Regions from separate parts of the Homo sapiens genome. Here region 1 is linked to region 2. Evidence: read pairs that join two places in POLR2A ChIA-PET (ENCODE). Cell type or tissue: MCF 10A. All regions are shown on one strand.

Evidence for each region. Peaks named below come from ENCODE experiments on the same cell type or tissue, not always from the same donor. Only the 100,000 strongest peaks of a DNase experiment are listed, where the experiment ranks them.
Region 1: POLR2A ChIA-PET joins it to region 2 with 6 read pairs; 2 of 35 experiments call an interaction of 5 or more read pairs at or near these places.

Annotation. Positions count from the first base shown.
Region 1 is chr6:27,372,428-27,377,427 of GRCh38, forward strand. It overlaps the pseudogene ZNF204P and a transcript of ZNF391 not described here. Among named protein-coding and RNA genes, the nearest start is that of ZNF391, 14 kb to the right of the region's middle. RefSeq lists a silencer at 472-634 and an enhancer at 2,593-2,662. In MCF 10A, no CTCF peak of the experiment used is centred here; a DNase peak (open chromatin) is centred at 2,854.
Region 2 is chr6:27,249,357-27,254,356 of GRCh38, forward strand. It overlaps PRSS16 (serine protease 16), which reads left to right. Exons shown (of 12, transcript NM_005865.4): 5 at 1,327-1,450; 6 at 1,686-1,763; 7 at 1,861-1,908; 8 at 2,394-2,684; 9 at 3,452-3,593. Among named protein-coding and RNA genes, the nearest start is that of PRSS16, 4.2 kb to the left of the region's middle. RefSeq lists enhancers at 1,396-1,445, 1,576-1,645, 1,786-2,155, 2,426-2,946, 2,536-2,705 and 1 more. In MCF 10A, a CTCF peak has its summit at 2,489; DNase peaks (open chromatin) are centred at 2,115 and 2,605.

The DNA of each region.
Region 1 (5,000 bases), 120 kb after region 2:
GCATCACCCGGGAACTTGCCAGAAATGCAAATTGTTAGGCCCAACCCCAGACCTACTGAATCAAAAACTCTGGTGGTGAGTTTAGCAATGTGTTTAACAAATCCTCCAGGTGACTCTGATGCATACTCAAGTTTAAGAAGCATGAGTTTATAAGAAAATGAAATTGTTAAAGCCAGCTCCTGAAAGACCTAAGCAATGGAGGATGTCCTCTTGGAGGTTTAGAATGTTATTGCTTGCAGCTGCCATGAGCTAGTTATTTTATTTTTATTTAGTTATTTATTTTTTGAGACAGAGTCTCGCTCTGTCGCCCAGGATGGAGTGCAGTGGCACAATCTCGGCTCACTGAAAGCTCCGTCTCCCGGGTTCACACCATTCTCCTGCCTCAGCCTCCCGAGTAGCTGGGACTACAGGCGCCCGCCACCATGTCCGGCTAATTTTTTTTTTTTTTTTTTGGTATTTTTAGTAGAGACGGGGTTTCACCATGTTAGCCAGAATGGTCTCGATCTCCTGAACTCGTGATCTGCCTGCCTCGGCCTCCCAAAGTGCTGGGATTACAGGGGTGAGCCACCGCGCCCGGCCATGAGCTAGTTATTATATTGAATGTTTCACATAAACCAGAGGAACTCAGCAGACAGGACCTGGTCCTTGTATTGAGTGGAAGAAATAACTACTGGCATTTAATTTGTAGGAGTCAGGGATCCCAGATGTCCTTCAGCACAGGACAATCCCAAACAATTTTTTAATGTTTTGCAGGACATTCAGATGGGTAAAAATTCTATTGATAATTATCAGAGACTAGAACCTAACTCTTTTTTTACACACAACCACAGAGTCTTTTTCTTTTCTTTCTTTCTTTTTTTTTTTTCAGTGCTAATATATGATGATTTTCTATAAGGACAACTATGGTCTAAATCAAGGTACTTTGTTCTGAATTTTACTGAGATTCGATCATTTTATCAGCCTGAGTTGCAGTGTATTCTCTTTTATTTCTCCTTTATTGTAGAATTAGGGCATCATATGGCTTTAAAATAGGTAGGTTAAGCTTATTGCCAATTTAATGAATTTTATTTATGGATAGAAATGGGGGCATTACAAAATATTTGTTATACAAAGAGCCCGCTTGGTCTGAAAGAGTTGAAAACTATTGAGATATATTGGGTCGTTTAACCTCACAACAACCCACTATGAAAGTTAAATCCCCCGAAAAGGTTAAATAACTTGCCCAAGGTTACCACAGAGCCAATAAGTTTCAAAGCCAGGATTCAAATTCAGACCTGTTTGGATTCAAAATCCTGGCTCAAGAAAAATGTATGTTCACACAAAAACCTGTAGGTGAACATTTACAGCAGCATCATTCATAATTACTAAAATCTGGAAATGATACAAATGTCCTTCAAAAGGTGAGATTTTTTTTAAAACCTGATACATCTATATACAATATTATTTAGCAATAACAATATTATTCAGCAAAAAAGAAGAAAGTGACACAATAATGTGGCCACCTTAAAGGCTTCATACTGAGGGAGAGCAGCCAGTGTGAAAATGTACATATTGTATTATTCCACTTATATGACACTCTGGAAAACACAAAACTATAGAGATGGAGAACAATCAGTGGCTGCCAGGGTTAAGGGTGGGAAAAGAGTGTAAATATAAAGGGGTAGCACAAGGAAGTTTTCTGGAGTGAATGAAACAGCTCTGCATCCTGTGGTAGTAGTTACCGGAATCTAAACATGTTCTAGAACAGTATGCCCCACCATGCCAATTTTATGTATGATAATTTTAAAATTAACTAAACCAGGCTGTTTCCATTGTACTATGATAGATAAAAGGCTGGAGTGGAGAAAGGGGTACGTACATTTGAAGTGACCCAGAGAGGGGTTTTGGTCGTCTTCATACAGCCCCTACTACACAAGCGTGAAATTTCGCTTTCTTCCCACTTTCTCACACGAAAACTCGTGTGTGTGTGTGTGTGTGTGTGTGTGTGTGTGTGTGTTTTCCTCAGCCTTCAGGTGAGGAAAGGGAAAGCTCTCCTTTCTCAAATCAGTTCCCAGAACACACTCGCTCTTGAGCTGGTCTATTTCTTATCTCTCTTCAGGCAAAGTCGTATCCTCCACCTTACCTGCTCCAGCCGCTGTGACATCACGCAGGTTCCGTTCCCTGCACTACCGCTGGTTATGTTTCCTTAGTGACCCTAGGCCTCTTGCAGGAGAGTCCCTGGTCCCAGCCAGCGGGAGCGGCTTCTCCAGTTTGTGGCTCTCGGAGAGTTCGCCTCGTCCCTCCCTCTCAGATAACCACCTATTTCTGACCTCTGGAGGCCGGGCTGAGCCCGGAATTTTATGACCAGCGCCCGCTGGCCGTCGTCACCCTCTAATTTCTCGCAAAACTCCCGGGGACCCTTCTTAATGTCAGTAGCCACAGTCGCCGCCGCTCCTGCGCCTAGAAGCCTTCCACGACCCTCAACCCCACAGAGCCCCGAGCAGGCTCGGGTTCCCGCAGGATACACTGCCCGCCCAGTGGCCTGGAGGGCGCGTCCCGGGCTCCCCTACGCCTTTTGGAATCAGCGACAGACGCAGGTATAAAAGAGAGCCTCCACTCCCACCTCTCCAGGGCTCCCCACCCGCTCCTTCTGGCCGCTTTCTCCTGAAAGAGCAAGGCACCCCTAGAAGCTTCAGGCTCCTCCACAGGCGAGTGCCTACCCACCTATCAGGTAAGACGTGCAACTGACACTCAGCGCGCGGAGGAGCCCGCTGAGAAAGGGTTTACCTGTCCGAAGAGAACTGCGCTTGCATGGCTCTGGCTGTGGGCCGGCTGGCTCTTGTCCGCAGACTACATTTCCCAGGGTTGTCTGCGGCTGGAGAGATTTAGGGTTTGGGGCGTGGCTAGCACAGGCCTGAGGTCCTAATTGGGAGGTGTAGGCATGGCGGCTGGAGAGTCTGATCTATGTGACACCTCCACTGTGACTAGGGTATAACGTGAATAATTTGTATGCAGTAAAGTTCCTCTGCATTACATCATTGACAGATCTCTAGTAAGCAAAGGACAGAAACAGGTTCTTATTATCTCTTTTATAACACACAAACATTAAACCACTAATTAAAAATCACAGGGTCCCAGAAAAATCAGACACCTTTATTCTACAATAAAAATAGCCAATTAAGCACACACTGTATGTCAGGCTCTCTTCTAAGTACTTTACATGTTTTATCGCATTTGAGAAGGCAAAAATCAGCCCTGCTATTAACCAGACTCAATGACACTGACAGGCTGCTGCAAAGTTAACATCAAGCAATATTTCTACCAAAATCATACTGTAGCAGCTATAAAGTGTCATAATTGTTAAAGGTGGAGGGAGTCCAGGTTCTCGGCGTCTTGAACAAAGAATTGAACAAATCACACAAAGCAAGGAAGGGACAAAGGGATTTATTGAAAGTGAAAGTACACTCCACAGTGTGGGAGGGGGCCGAGCATAGGAACTCAAAGACACCGTTACAGAATTTTTGGGAGTTTAAATACCCCCTAGAGGATTCAATTGGTTACTTCGGGTTCGCCCTATGTAAATGGAGAGGATGAAGTAAAGTTACAAAGTCATTTATGGTGTAAGCCCTATGGAGAAGATATTTCCTGCTATACCTGAAGTGTGAAACAGTTGTATGTTTCCTGCCTCCAGGCCCTATTTTCCTGCCTCAATAATCACTCTCTTTAAATGTTTATTGTTTCCTTATCAATGACATGCCCACCTTTGTCTTGCTACTCTCACTAAAAAAAGATAATATTGTTTGCTGAAATCATAAGATTGTCAAGAATTTTGCTATTTGAAATGAATGAATTATTAATGAATTATTATTAACACATTACAGATGAGTAAATAGTCACAGAGAGGTTAAGTAACTCACCCAAGGTCATTCACTTGATTTGGCTACAGGAGCACATATTCTTAATTGCTGTAGAAACAGGCCCAAGATGTTATTAAAGTTTCACAAGTAGCAAATGGCAAAACTAGGATTAGAATCCCTTTCTATTCCCAGTTCAGTCTTTTTCCTTATACTACCTCACTGTGGTATTTTTTGGATTGGGACGTATGTGTGTATGTGCTCTCTAACTCCTCTGCCTGATCTTGTATACATCTCTGTATTGCAAATGACAACATCTCTGGGATCCAGTCTCTTCATACTTAAAATAGAAACGAAATCAGTTTCCACCCATTGATAAGGTATAACCTTATCAAGACCAGCCTGGCCAACATGGTGAAACCCCATCTCTACTAAAAATACAAAAAAATTAGCTAGATGTAATGGCGAGCCGCTTGAAGCTACTCCGGCGGCTGAGGCAGGAGAATTGCTTGAACCCAGGAGGTGGAGGTTGCAGTGAGCCGAGATTGCGCCACTGCACTCCAGCCTGGGCGACAAAGCAAGACTCCCTCTCAAAATAAATAAATAAATAATAAAATACGTACACATTCTTGTGAAGTTTGTAAAACTAGGTATTTGGGTGCCTCCTGCCTTGAGATTATTCCTAAGTGGCTCCTTCCACCCATTGTTATGAATATTAAATGAGTTAATAATGTAATGGTTGTGAGAACACAACCTGGCAAGTGACACAAGGAGCATCTAAAGGGAATTGTCAACAACTGAGTCAGATGGAACTGAGAATTAAGTACCTAGAACCTCAGTGCTCCAAAACGAAAAATTGCCATGAGGATTCAAATAAAGCAGGATTGGAAAAATATAAACAATTCAATCTGGAAAATTAAAAATTAGAAAATCATTGTCAAATAAACTAGGCAAGATTAATGAAAGACTAGTAGAAAGCAGAAACCTCCTGTAGCTTCTCATTGGAAACAACAGAGGAGACAATTAACCAGAACTCCGACCACAAGGCCAATTTGATGCAACTTGGTGTTGTCAGTCTCATTAACCATTTAGTGCTGTGAAAGGAAAATATCTTGTGCCCCCAATATCACTAAGGAAAACTCAAGCTGGAAACTGCTTAGGGCAAAC
Region 2 (5,000 bases):
TCTTCTGTGTTTCATAGGGTCTTGTTTTTTCTCTTTCCATTTCTGGGTCTCTGACTCTCCCTATCTGTCTTTCTCTTATCCTGTGTTCTTTCTATTTCTGCGTCTCTGTCTGAAGTAAGCCACTGTATCACTGTGCAGACCACCAGCATTCCTTACCTGGATTACGGCCACAGCATTCTCACCATTTTTCCTGCTCTGCCCTTGACTTCCAGGTGGAAATCAGAGTAATTCTGTTAGAGCATAAACCAGGACATGATCCTCCCTGGCTTAAGTCCCTCAGACATCTTCTGTATTGCTTCAGAAGTAAAGCAATTTTGACTGTATTTGACTTCAGAGTAAAGTCAAAGCTTTTACAGTCGCCATGGAGTCCAGTGGGTTTTGGCCTCTAGTTAACTCTGACCTATACTCTCTCACTTTCACTGGGCTCCAGCTACATTGAAGTCCTCACTGTCCTCCAGACTTACACGCACATTCCTGCCTTGAGCCTTTGAACTCATCCCTCTGCATGGCGTGGCCTTCCCCTAGATGTTTTTATGCCTCTCACCCCAGCCTCCTTCAGTGCATCTCACTCCTATTAACGACCGCCACCATTTTTCCAACTTTACTTCACCTGCTTTTTGTTTCTTTCATCTGCTTTATTCTTACAGAACTTAGCTTTTTCTTTCCTCATTGGTATCTCTGTCTGTGTCTGTAACAGTCTGTTTGCCTGTCTCATTTTCTCCGTCTCTGTATCTACATCTGTGCCTCTTTGTCTCCATCTCTGTCTCTCTGCATCTTAATCTTTTCTACAAGCGAAACGGTTTTCTAACTGCAACAGGATGGTACCAACTGCAAGCCATTCAGAAAGGTTAGGGAAGAAAGAAAGCCCTTGGGAGGAGAAAGAGGATGTTAGACATATCCAAACTTCACTCTCCATTTCTCTTTGTGTCTGTTCTCTCTCCCAATACCTTGCAACTCATCAGGTTAGGACCCCTCCTTCTCCTCTTAGTAGCCCTCCTTGAGTGCCCTCAACCCTTCCCTACATTTGTCAGGTTTTCATCTAAACTGACTTGGAAATTTTTCCTCTCCTACCTAAAACGAGAAGGGAAAGAGGGTGGTGGCTTTCTAGAAAGTGGACGAGGACAGGGTCTCCCTTGGCCTAGGCACACATGTTCTGGGAAGTGTATGTGGCTTGGAGAACACTTGGAAACACGTCATGAGAAAACGGCCCTGGTTTCTGGCCAGATTCACCCATTCATGTCTCTGGATCCGGGTTTCCCCCAGAATGGGGAAATCTTCAGGGATTCCCAGCGATGAGGACCGACCGAGTCCCCCCTTTGACCCTAGGCTGGCTGATGTGGTCTCTGCCCGCCTGGCACTTTCCCGCCTCTTTAACATCTCCTCCTCCAGCCCCTGGATCTGCTTCGGAGGCTCCTATGCCGGCTCCTTGGCCGCCTGGGCCCGGCTGAAGGTCCTGCGACTCCTCCGGGTGGGCTGGGGGGAGGGAACTCGGACTCCAGGGCCCCAGTCTCAGATAATAGGAATACCCTCCCACCACGCCCCTACCTTCCTCCCGCGCCCAAAGAATTTTGCACAAGCTGTCCTCACAAGAGCCCGAGATTACACAGCGAGTAAGTGACACAGAGGCAGAAAGATATGCGATTCCAACCCCTCAGCCCGCAGGCTGACGGCGTCTCCTCCCTTAGTTCCCCCATCTCATTTTCGCGTCGGTCGCCTCCTCCGCCCCGGTGCGGGCCGTGCTGGATTTCTCCGAGTATAATGACGTAAGGATGGCGGGCAGCAGGTGCGGGACGGGGAGGGGTCCCAGCGGGCGGAGTCCCTTGACACTTCCGGATACCTTCCTCTGCGGTCCGCCCACAGGTGGTATCCCGAAGCCTAATGAGCACCGCGATCGGCGGGTCCCTGGAGGTAGGAGGTGGGGCCTAGTCCGAGGGGGACTGGGAGGGAAAAGAGGCCTCGGATGCCAGGGAAGAGGAGGCCAGAGAAGGGCGAAACCTGCAACGTGGCGGGGTCTAAGGAAGGTCGGAGCTCGGGGGAATACGCAGGTTTTGGAAGAAGGCGGGAGCTGACGAAGAGGAGGGGCACCAGGAAAAGAGGCGCTCCCCAGAGAGGGCGGGGTTTGGGCAGGGACAATCCTATCCGGAGGTGAGGCTCAAGGTGGGGCGGGGCCACAATGGAGGACGGGGCCTGCAGGGAAGACCCGAGAAGGAGGGCTGCGAGGCAGGGGATTGGGGGCGGGGGCCTGGGGGCGGGGGCCTGGGCCAAGAGCTAGGTCTGCACCCTCTGAGTCCCGCTAGGGGAAAGTGGGGAACCCAAGGAGGACGCAGGTCCTGGGTAGGGAAAGCCGAGGCCCAGCCTAAGTCTTGGCGGACATCGCCTCTTGCTTCCCACAGTGCCGGGCGGCGGTGTCCGTCGCCTTCGCTGAAGTGGAGCGGCGGCTGCGCTCGGGTGGGGCGGCTCAAGCAGCATTGCGGACGGAGCTGAGCGCTTGCGGGCCCCTGGGCCGCGCTGAAAACCAGGCGGAGCTGTTGGGGGCGCTGCAGGCACTGGTGGGAGGTGTAGTGCAGTATGATGGGCAGACGGGAGCGCCGCTAAGCGTGCGACAGCTCTGCGGACTTCTCCTCGGGGGCGGGGGCAACCGCAGCCACTCCACGCCCTACTGCGGGCTTCGTCGGGCGGTGCAGGTGAGCACTCCCTGGCACAGCTGGGAGGAGTTAGCGGACAAAGATTCCTGCCCCACTTCCGTTGTGTGATCTTGGGCAAGCGAGAACCTTCTCTGAAACTTCGTTTTCTCATCTGTAAAATGGGGATAACACTTCACAGGGCCGATGGGAAGATGAAATGAGGCGGGTCATGTAGAGCAATCAGCTGGGAGCCTGGCACACAGTGTGCGAATGTTAGAGACTGCGATTATTACCTATTTTGCCTATCCTGTCCTGTTCTCTTTTGGGGGGCCTGCAGGAGTGCCTGGCACATGGCAAATTCTCACTTAGTATTTTTAGAATGAATGAAAAAATGTTATCTCTGGGGATAGGGTTCTCCTAGGTACCTGGGACTGCAGCCTCTAAATCCACAACTGCAATCCAGCTGTCGCTTTTCCAGCACTGTCTGGACCAAGTGCTGTATAAAGTGCTTCACATATATTATTTCATTAAGTTCTCAAGAGATAGGCACTATTATTATCGCCACTTACAGAAAAGGAAACTGAAGTCTGAAAGATTATCACTTGCCCAAGCTCTCACAGGTAATAAGGTCTCAGTCTTCTAGTGCATTGATCTCTAACTCACAAGGACCCAGGCATCCACCCCCTCTGACCACTGACTCCCAGGAGAACTCAGGAACTCACCCTTCTATTTCTGACTTTTGACCTCTGGGGACATAGGCCTCTGCACCCTGGCTTGCTGGGAAGAGAGGAGGAATTTATGTCTTATGTATGTACATTGTTCCCTAGATTGTCTTGCACAGCCTGGGCCAGAAGTGTTTAAGCTTTTCCCGAGCAGAGACAGTGGCACAGCTGAGGAGCACAGAACCTCAACTGTCTGGTGTGGGTGACCGGCAGTGGTTGTATCAGACATGTACCGAGTTCGGCTTCTGTAAGTGACTGGCCTAACCCTAACTTTGTCCCCTCAAACAACCTTTTTACTATGCCCAGAGAAGTCATCTTACAGGTGGTCTGGACTCATTTCGACCCAGCTCTCAGGCACTGTGTAACCTGCAGATGTTGGGCTGGAGAAGGTGGAAGCCATACTAGTGTATGCATGTGCTTGGCCCTCACATGCCTCCTCACGCACACACTGAGGTCTCCACTTGAGTGATCTTCCCTTCAGCCTATTCTTTCTCTGTGTCCCCATTCCAGGGATGGCCCCCTTTCCCCATCCACCAGACTAGAAACTTGAGCCTTGTTTTAGTTGCTTCCTTCCCATTTTCTAGCTAGCCTGTCAATTACTGAGTCCTCCTCACTCTGCATGGACAACTCTGTAGTCCATCCCTTGTGCTTTCTATGCCTACCTCTGCTGTCCTGCTGGGAACCTCCATTCTTTCTTGCCGGGATCCCTTCCCAGCCGCTTCTCTGGTCTCATGGTTTTCACTTCCTCTGTACAATCCAACTTTTTCATAGCATCCACAGAGATCCTTGTAAATATAACCTTGTCCCTCCTGTACTCAAAACCACAGCTCCTCAAAGACCCCAGGGTAGTGTTGCCAGATACAATACAGGATGCCCAGTTAAATTTGAATTTCAGATATACAACAGATTTTTTTTTAGTATAAGCATGTCCCAAATACTACATATGGTAAATTAAATGTTCAAATTCCAGCTCCATTTTCTACTCGTAATCTTGGGCAAACTTGGGCAAGTGACTTACTTCTCTATGCCTGTTTCCACATCTATAAAATGGGAATACAAGCAATATTTCTCTCATAGGGTTGTTTCAAGGACTAAAGGAGGTAATATTTGTAGCATTCTAAGAATAATGCAGGTCTACAGTAAGTATTCCATAAACCTCTTGCTATTGTTATTATTATAAGGCTTTACATATTTTAACCCTCTTAATACATTAGTCTTCCTAACATCTTAGGAACTTTGTACATGCTGTTCACTTTGCTTGGATTATTCATCTTCAAGTCTCAATAGGGTGGCCTCCCTCAGGAAGCCATGATCCCTCAAGATAAGTCAGCCTTGCCACCTCCGACTTCGATAGCTCTGTGTTCTCCTTAGCATTTTACACAGCCTGTCATAATACATTTTTTATTGCCTGTCTTCCCCTCTGGACTGAGTCCTGTGACAGCAGAGCCTGGAGCTGTCTTGGTTGCCACCATGTGCCCAACATTGTACAACATTTATCTGAGCACCTGGTAGGTGGTCAACAAATAGGGAGGGAAGGGATGAATTAATCTGATGTTACAGAAGTTATCTTTACCCTGAAAGCACAGTGAGCTATGGGTTTTAAGCAGGGCAGACATAATACAATTTGAGCTCCGAGCATTCCAGACCTTTGCAC